Linked DNA regions of Homo sapiens: region 2 is linked to region 1. The links are chromatin contacts, found by Hi-C or POLR2A ChIA-PET in ENCODE. All regions are on one chromosome and are shown on one strand. The core of a region is the stretch at or near the end of the contact, and the rest is flanking DNA. Distances in the headings are between cores, read along the strand shown. Region 1 overlaps ZBTB20 (zinc finger and BTB domain containing 20). Region 2 overlaps ZBTB20 (zinc finger and BTB domain containing 20).

Region 1 (4,680 bases), core at 807-3,306:
AGATTTAGTGAATGCAAAGAAACAGGACTAGAGGAGTGAAAGAGGTTGGAGAGCCAGTTAGTAAACAATCAGCTAGATAAAAAGCAGTAGGTGATTGCAGTGAAATTGGAATGGAAACACAGATGTGAGAAAAAATATGAAGGAAGCAGAACTGTAAGAACTTACTGATGAATTGGCTTTAAGGCAGAGGAAGGTGTATAGTGACCCTGAGGTTTCCAACCTGGTGGTAGACAACAGTGATAGAGATATGGACCTTAGAGAAAGCATTGGTTTTAATAAAGGAGTTGGGCTTTAGCAACTTTGATCTTGGCTACATCTTTAAACTGAAAATCAGAATACCAGCTCCTTCAGGGTCCATGTAGACACTCAAGATTTGGGGGTTACTCCCATAGTCACCATTCAAAAATCAATTGATAAGGTCTTATAATTTGTTGCTTCTCTTGTATTGGCTTCCTCCATACTGAAAAAGATGTCTGAAAGCCTCACCTCTATTCTAATCTTTGCCATGCCATCTCTGCCTCCTGCCCTCTGAAGAAACAGATTTTATTTCACAACCTGTTGGACTGAAAACACAGCATACTAATCATAACACCATATTCTGCGAGGGCAGATTTAACTACCCAGCACAACAAATTTAAATACAAAATATTCTGCATAACAAGTACATTACCATGCTCACAGAAACAAGGGAAACATGGAAACAAATCTACTTACAACAAATTCTGTACCACACATAGTCTTCTACAAATAAAATAAATGCTTTTTCTGGTCATGTCCACATAATGATAGAAAAAGACACAAATCCAAGGGAATTGGAGAAATGTTCAGGAACTATTACTAATAAACCAGTTTGGCTGTGGTCTAGGGTCTGTGTAGTATAAGCTAAGTATTTGTTAATTTCATATCAGTTGCATTGTCCTGGGGAGAGGAGACCTGAGCTGACTGATAGCTGTGCTGTTTTACTTCCTATTCCTGACCCCATATAACAATTAGTAACAATTACTTTCTAATTCCCTTCACCCTTCTCTTCCTCATGTCCCAAACACACAATCACACCCTAAACTCCAGGACGATGCACCAAATCAAAAATCTTAGGCGTAGGATGAGTAAAGAGTTGGAGTAGAAAAATCTCTGCATGACACCTTCCCTCTTTAGCTACTAGAATCTAAGCTCTTCTTTTCACTTTTCACTTGCTACTCTAACAGAAACCTCCCATCACTACCCCCTCATCCGTACAGGCTGCAAATTTAAATTGTGATTTGAAATTTTATTTAAAATAAAATCTTAATAAGAGCAGGAAAGTTGAATGTTCCTTAATGTAGTCCATGAGTAGAAATTTAAAGTTGGAAGGAACCTTTAAGGCCTTCTAATCCAAGCCCTTTATTTTACAGATGAGGAAACTGAAGCCCAGAGAGGTGAAGTGAGGTGCCCAAGGCCACACAGCAAGTTAGAGGCACAGCTAGTACGGTAGCTCAAGTCTCCTGACTCCCAGTCCAGTGCTCCTCCCATTACTCCACGAGTCCTGTCTCTAAGCTTCCTGACAAATGCTAGAACGGTAAAACTTCCACTAGTATTTTTCCAGACCATGTTAAAACTCCTAAGGGGGGAAGAGGGATGCTTTCTTGGATAATGTCAGCCATACGTAGCTCAAGCTGTCTAAAGTTCTGGGACAGGGTCTTTTTATGCAGCCAACAGAGTCCAAATGTGGTGCTGTTTGCTTGGCCCATATGCTTTCATGTGTTCCCAGTTAGGCCATTACTGGAGGGAAAAAAAACAAGAATCAGCTTGTTTTAAAACAAGGGACATACTGGACTCCCTCCCATCCCCCTTCAGAAAAAAAAAATCAAGTTATCTTTAACAGATTCTAAAAATGCCTTTTCCCAAATATGCAGTCAGTTCCTTCAAAGGGCCCTTTGTTTATTTTCAGGAAGAAACCCAAGACAGCTGAAAACCAGAAGGCATCTGAGGAGAATGAGATTACTCAGCCGGGTGGATCCAGCGCCAAGCCGGGCCTTCCCTGCCTGAACTTTGAAGCTGTTTTGTCTCCAGACCCAGCCCTCATCCACTCAACACATTCACTGACAAACTCTCACGCTCACACCGGGTCATCTGATTGTGAGTACACCACTAAGGTGATGGTGTCTTTGCAGTGCTTGGAGTAGTGCTTCTACCCTGGGTTCTGGCTTTTCTACTTTCAGAGCGAGCTCTTTGCATTTGGTCTTCTAAAGCAGCCAAAAGTAATGTGCCACCATTTTCATTCAGCCAATATCTATAAGTTTGCAAAGCTAGAGTGTATTTAAAAGCCAGGTGACATGCCATTTGGCCTTAAAGGGCTGATTAATTACATAAAACACGTTCTTTTCATAACACTAACCCAGAAAATGAAGTTTTGTTGCTGGTATCCATTTATTCTTGATCTGGATAATGGCACTTCCACAATTACTAAATTGAACAACCAAATGTGGACCTCAGAAGGCCAGTTAGACACAAGGAAACATCCATTTTGAAATTACATAACACAAGTCAGATTTGCATTAGTTATTGGAGTCTCATGTAGCTTGGCTGAATTTCTGTCTTTCCAGTTTTTAATTTATTTTGAAGTGGTTAAAGGATAGCATAAATTTACAGAAGAAAAGAGAATGGCTTCCAAGAATTCAGAAGCCACCCAGACTTCACACAGCCAATGAGAATCCAGGTTAAAAATATTTTTTAATTAAAAAAACTGCCTAAGGGCTAAATTTGGAAATGGGCAGCTTAATGAGATCGTCGCTATTGAAATCACTTCTTTGCTGTTTATTTTTGCCATCTTCCCACTAATCTGGGAGTCACTTCTTCTAATTCTATTTTAAGCAAGTTGATAAATCACGTTTAGGAGATTTTTTTCTTTTTCTGAAATGTAACCCAATACTTCAGAGAAAAAGAAACATGTGTGTTGACAATGGAAAGGAATGAAATAACTTTGGAGTCGAATCCAAAAGAATATTCCTTTTAGTCTTAACATACCCAACAACTCTTCTGAACTGATCTCCATAAAGGATGTCTGGTAACATGCAAATAACTGGCATATTCTTCTTTAAAATGAGTAACATAAGACCTGCAAAGTTTTATTTCAAAAATAAAATTTTGTCCACAAAGACAAAAATTATTAGGAAATGAGATTCTAAATCTTTTATTGTTATTTTTCTGACAGAACAAATGTAAAATTCTGCAAAGAAGGCAAGAGACAATGGTCCAGGAGATTCCATTCTCTACTTGCTTCATCATGATAGTCTCTAAAGAGAGGGAAATGAGCTGGCGGCAGGATTGGGGTGAAGAGAGCTTGTTCTATTTAAGGTTGGGCTAAGACCATATTCTAGCCGTCACTAGAAAATGAAAAGGGAAGTAACGTGAGACAAATCTCTGTGGCCTATGTGATTTGAACAGTCGAAGTTGAGGCTTCTATAGAGAAACCAGGGGGCAGAAGCAGGGACTGTGTTCTGAGGACCGTCCTAATAGTCACATCCTTGGACCTTCTTGCCTGGCAATCTTCAGTGTAATAGTAATGACAGAAAGAATTGGAAAGTAGAGTGGCACAGTGCCCATAGGCATGTGCACACTGTCCCTTCCCACCAGGAAAATAGCCCGTTCCTGTGGTGAAGGGCCTGGAGTTTCTACATGCAGGTCTTCATTACCCAGCTTTCTGCCACACCTTATGGGTATGGATTACATAGAATTGCCTTAGGCTAGAAATCTTCTGTTACAGCAAAAATGAATGTTTTGTGAATAGAAAAAGCATTGGGCTTCACTTATTGTGCTTTATCATAAGCATCCTCTGGCCAGGCCTTAGCATTGGCATGAAGTAAGTTTCAGGAACAGCGTGAGTATGGTGTCACCATACATCTCCTTGGTGGCCCTGGGGAAGCCAGTGGATGTGAGCTCAGTTGGAAAAACAAACCAGGAGGAGAAACCTGATCTCCAGCTGTTTTTAGACAGTCACTTTGATTTTGCCATTAAGATGTGTAAGTCTTCTCTGTTCCAACCTGTTGTTTAAATTGATTATACTTTTCTCCAAATATATTTGGATTGTAGTTTGTCCTGATTTGAGCCTACACTTAGAAGAAAATTGTTTTTAGGAAAGATTCACAGAAATCTGTCCATTTGGAGATTGCTTGAGAGAAGACAGGAAAAAGGTTTATTTTAAGCTGTTAAAATTTTTGGATGCTCTTCTTGCATTCAAGAGGATTTTTTTTTTTTTACTTTCAAATGTCATTCTTACCATAGATTAATTTAAAAGCCTAATTTCTTTAAGGTAAAATATTCAGTTCCTATTTAGAACTAACAGATTTGGGGCATTTAAAAATAGTGCCCTTGACTTGTTAGTCTCTTTAACTTCAGAAACATTCCACCAGTGTGTGTTGTTCCAAGCTTTCACAAGTGCTTGAATTTTTATAGCACCTTTTTATTTGTCATGTGTTTAGCAAAATTATTCTTAGTCATGATTTAATGCCCATATCCTGTCAGTATGATCCTTCCCAATTTACAGATGAGAAAACTGAGAAAATTGACACCCAGGTAGATGGAAGACTCGCTTGTGGTTAACTCATTTGGGTACCGAGGGGTGTTTATGGATTTGCTCTCATTGTGAGAGCATTTCTTATTGGAATTCTCTGTTCTGAGCCCAAAGACGGCATTCCTGGCTCT
Region 2 (4,221 bases), core at 298-2,797, 230 kb before region 1:
AGGAGGCTAGGGGCAGCTTGTTAGTTCTCGTTCTCACTTAACCTGGGAGGCTAGCTCTGGTCACTGACATAATTAAACAGACCTTGCAAATGTTGACTGCTAATTTTCTTGTGGCTAGCAGAGATAGACTCTCAAAACCATGCTCACCTACAATCTGTAATCTTTCAGTGTTCCTTGAGAGTCCACATACCTCTGCTATCTTCAAACACTGTGTTTAATGCTGTCCTGATGCTGTCTGATCCTGGTGGATTCTGCCATCAGGTGTATTTCCGGCTGTATTTCACTGTCTTTCAGGCCCTACCCCATTCAGGATATACATTGTCTCCCAGCAGGAAAAAATTATTGTGCTCCAAGCGTCTAAGGGAAATAGTCTACTAAACCAAGTGCTTATTTTAGCAGCAGTTATATCCCTACAACTCTCTACAGCATTGACTTTGGTCTTCATCATCTCAATATGCAATATGCCTTATGAGGAAAAAGAGTTTTTTTCCCCCAAAGTGAAACCATACTAATGATAATAAACTGAATTTAAGATTACTTTGTGTATAACAGAGCAAAACAAGCAGAGCAGGCTTGTGTTTTTAATCTAGGCCTGTTTACCAGTGTAATTTGATAGTGGGAATTAATTGTGCAATTTGTAATATAACTACAGTACAACCAAAATTAACGAATATTCTTTATAGTCATTGCTCCTCCATCTCATGCTTGTAAGATGGCATAGACCATTCTTTTCTTCAAAATTCAATTTTCCTCAAGATTGTGGAATTGTTGCAAAAGAAGTGACAGGAATATTTTTGTTTCTTGGTTAGTTTTCTTGTTATCCATTTAATAGAAGTCTAACTGAAAGACACCCAGAAGTGAGCTCATCTTAGATGGTGTTTCTGACTGTGCCTTTCTAAATGGTAAGTGGAAGAGCAGAAGAGTTTTGTCTCAGACCAAATTTGTAAGGAAATAGACTGATTTATCAGAGAGATGAGGCGATGTGAAAGGTCTTATTTCTGCCTGTCAAAAAGGTATAAGACAGATGTTTCACTAGGCAGGACAAAGACTGGACTCAAATATGGTGGTTTCTTTTCCTGTTTATTTATGTTTGGTTTACTTTTTAAAAATCATTATTATTGTTAATATCTCTGTAATGCAAACATGGCAGACCTGTTTTTCTAAAGATCACTTCCAGTAGAGTAGAAATTAGTAATCTGATCAACCAGATTGACAGACAATGAAATAAAAGTAAAAAAAGAAACCCTCTGTTACATGACTAAGCATATGCTTTTATTTTTGAACACATTAGAATTGATACTTGGGAATTACAGGTTGGTGCTTCTGTGGGAATGGGCTAGTTAACAGCCCTATTTGACTTTTTGCTAATCCTGAAAACTGAGTAAATGTATCTTAAGCTATTTTAAAGGAACATAGGAGTTTATGGTTTGCTATGAGAGTCTGCACCTGCTTAAGACACACCACAGAAACATTAAAATGGGATGATTCATTAGGAATGAAGAAATGTTTAGCTATTGTACAAAGTTTTCTCCAGAACAGTGTTTCCCAAACATCCCTGAACTAAGAATCATCAGGGTCACCCTTGAAATATGCACATTCCTGAGTCTACCATAAACCTAGAGAATAAGAAATTTTCACGAAGGGGCCTTGGCATTTGGATCTGAAACAAGAAACTAGTCAATTGGTATGATTAGGGAAGTTTGGGAAATATTGTTCTAAAAGATTTCTTAGAGAACATAGGGGAAATGATTTATTAATTTACTCATATAAAAGTGATCCTATAGTTACATTTCTTCCTATGCTCTTCCCAGGAATTCAGAGCCATTTCAAGTGAGTAAAGAATAGTCTTCTTTTAGACTGGTGTTTTTGTTTTTTTAAAGCATCCTTGTTTCTCTATATCAATTGCCTTATGCTTTTTACTCCCAACCCTTCCTAGTAAATGGTCATCACATAAAAGTTCCTAGATTAAAAATAATGGATCCTGAGTTCTAGTTTTGGCTAGAACACAGAGCTATGTTACCTTATATCAGTATGTACCTTCTCATCACTTCAGTTGTACTGTTAAAGAATTACGAGGTTGCACAAAATGTAATTATACTAGCTGTACATTGTTACGAATGTTAAATTCTTCTGCAGCCTTGTTTGGGGACTGTAACCATATATGATGATTTTTGTGCTTCATGAGAATGTATGTTCAGGTTTAGATATGTCCATGAGTATTTACAGAGTGTTCCCTATTTGTAAAACCAACTTGAGTCATTAGTTTAGTCTAAGATAATCAACTCTTTGGAAAAATTATTTTCTGGTTCTGGGTTGCCAGAAGCATCTTCCAGGAGAATTATTGACAAGGGTTTGTCATATTGGCAGATACAGGTTTGTCACATGATACATACTGATTTATTAAAAGAGTAAGAGAATGAGGCTGGGCGTGATGGCTCACACCTGTAATCCCAGCACTTTGGGAGGCCGAGGCGGGTGGATCACCTGAGGTCGGGAGTTCGAGACCAGCCTGACAAACATGGAGAAACGCTGTCTCTACTAAAAATACAAAATTAGCCCGGCGTTGGGGGTGCATGCCTGTAATCCCAGCTATTTGGGAGCCTGAGGCAGGAGAATCGCTTGAACCCAGGAGGCGGAGGTTGCAGTGAGCCGAGATCATGCCATTGCACTCCAACCTGGGCAACAAGAGCAAAACTCTGTCTCAAAAAAAAAAAAAAAATGAATGAACAGTTTTATGCTTTTTCTAGTTATTAACACTTTTAAATCCATAGAAATGATTATAACCTCATATTGCATATTGAGATTATTATAACCTCATATTGCATATTGTGAATTATAACCTCATATTGCAAATTGAGAATTATAAACTTCAACTAAATGTTGGGGCAAAAGAATTTATTCATTTATTTATTTATTTATTTATTTGAGATTGAGTCTCACTGTGTCACTGAGGCTGGAGTGCAGTGGCGTGATCTCGGCTCACTGCAACCTGTGCCTCCTGGGTTCAAGCTATTCTCCTGCCTCAGCCTCCCAAGTAGCTGGGACTACAGGTGCCCACCACCACGCCCAGTTAATTTTTGTATTTTTTTAGTAAAGACGGAGTTTCACCATGTTAGCAAGGCTGGCCTCGAACTCCTGACCTCAAGTGATCCACCCGCCTCAACCTCCTAAAATGCTGGGATTACAAGAGTGAGGCACAGTGCCTGGCCGCAAAAATGTTTTTTTTAAATATTCAAAAATAGCCATGGCTTGCAGTTGCTATAAAGCTATATAGTAACTCCTTCACTGGGCACAACAGAAGAAATAGGAAAGAGAGAAAGTGCTGCTCCAGAGGTTCAAAGGTGAAGATAGAGCAGTGTAGTGGTGGGGATTTATGTTTCCTAATCTCCCTTGTCAGCCCAGCATGTCTTCAGTATAAATACACACGTGGCAGTGGCCTATGCACTCATTCACACTTCAGGGAAGCCCATGGTTTCCTTTTCTCTTCCATTTTAGCAGTGGGCAGCCTGCAACCTTTTGATCAAGCTGACTTTGTATGTTACATGACTGAACTCAGCTATGCCAGACATCCTTAAGGAAGTTGACATTTGTGTACTTTGAAAGAAAAAAAAAGAAAAGTGAATCCCAACTGCTTCCTCCTGCCCTTTTGATTAAAAGAACGGTAAGTCAGCAGGAGAGGTGCTGCTTTTAACAAGCAGGGGTGTGCAGCAACTGATTGGTATCTTTCTTTGAAAAAAAGTAGAAAAGATTGATGTTAAACAACACTAATCAGAGTTGATTACAGGGACTGAATGAATTCATTGATGGGAAAGAACCATGCTTCCAGAGACAACAAAAGAGATTAGATAATTGTCAGGGGAAGAGTATTTGGAATAGTGCTGCTCATCTCTGACAACCAGGAATCAGTTCCCCTAGCTCTTTAACCATTCCTTAAAATAGGCATATATGTGCAATAAGTACAGTTCTCTGCTGGGAACGTTGTTCTCACCAAGCTCTTCATGGCTGTCTCTTTCTGTTCATTCAGATCTCCGCCTTCCCTTATCACCTTATCTAAAGTAGTGCTTCCATCACAATCTGGATGGGCCTGAAAACTCATTTCTTGGCATTCCCAACCATCACTCTATCCTCTGTCTGGAACCACCTGCAGTTCATGAATGGATCATATTCTGTCTTGCTCTGTACTTTTTTTTTTCTGTTACCTATACCTAGAATCCCTTTCTA

Evidence for each region. A loop is a pair of places that touch in the nucleus more often than their neighbours do. ChIA-PET counts read pairs that join two places held with the same protein, here RNA polymerase II (POLR2A). Pooled maps may share reads with other maps.
Region 2: a loop to region 1 is called in a map of IMR-90, with 2.5 times the contacts of the local background. The contact joins two enhancer-like sites. A Hi-C loop is called at or near these places in 3 of 168 maps with a recorded cell type or tissue (GM12878, IMR-90 and heart left ventricle), 2 of 37 single-sample maps with no recorded cell type and 7 of 50 pooled maps. POLR2A ChIA-PET finds 5 or more read pairs at or near these places in 1 of 52 experiments (activated CD4-positive, alpha-beta T cell).

What each region holds. Positions count from the first base shown.
Region 1 is chr3:114,377,652-114,382,331 of GRCh38, reverse strand. It overlaps ZBTB20 (zinc finger and BTB domain containing 20), which reads left to right. Exons shown (of 12, transcript NM_001348800.3): 9 at 1,392-1,555; 10 at 1,928-2,115. The coding sequence starts at 1,545. All of the region lies in intron 7 of ZBTB20-AS1 (ZBTB20 antisense RNA 1), which reads right to left. Among named protein-coding and RNA genes, the nearest start is that of ZBTB20-AS1, 28 kb to the right of the region's middle. Within about 2 kb of position 2,056, at least 19 of the 41 ENCODE cell types and tissues checked have a DNase peak (open chromatin) inside an H3K27ac peak, as active enhancers do.
Region 2 is chr3:114,605,802-114,610,022 of GRCh38, reverse strand. The region is part of intron 6 of ZBTB20 (zinc finger and BTB domain containing 20); the gene reads left to right. Among named protein-coding and RNA genes, the nearest start is that of MIR4796, 140 kb to the left of the region's middle. Within about 2 kb of position 1,547, at least 2 of the 41 ENCODE cell types and tissues checked have a DNase peak (open chromatin) inside an H3K27ac peak, as active enhancers do.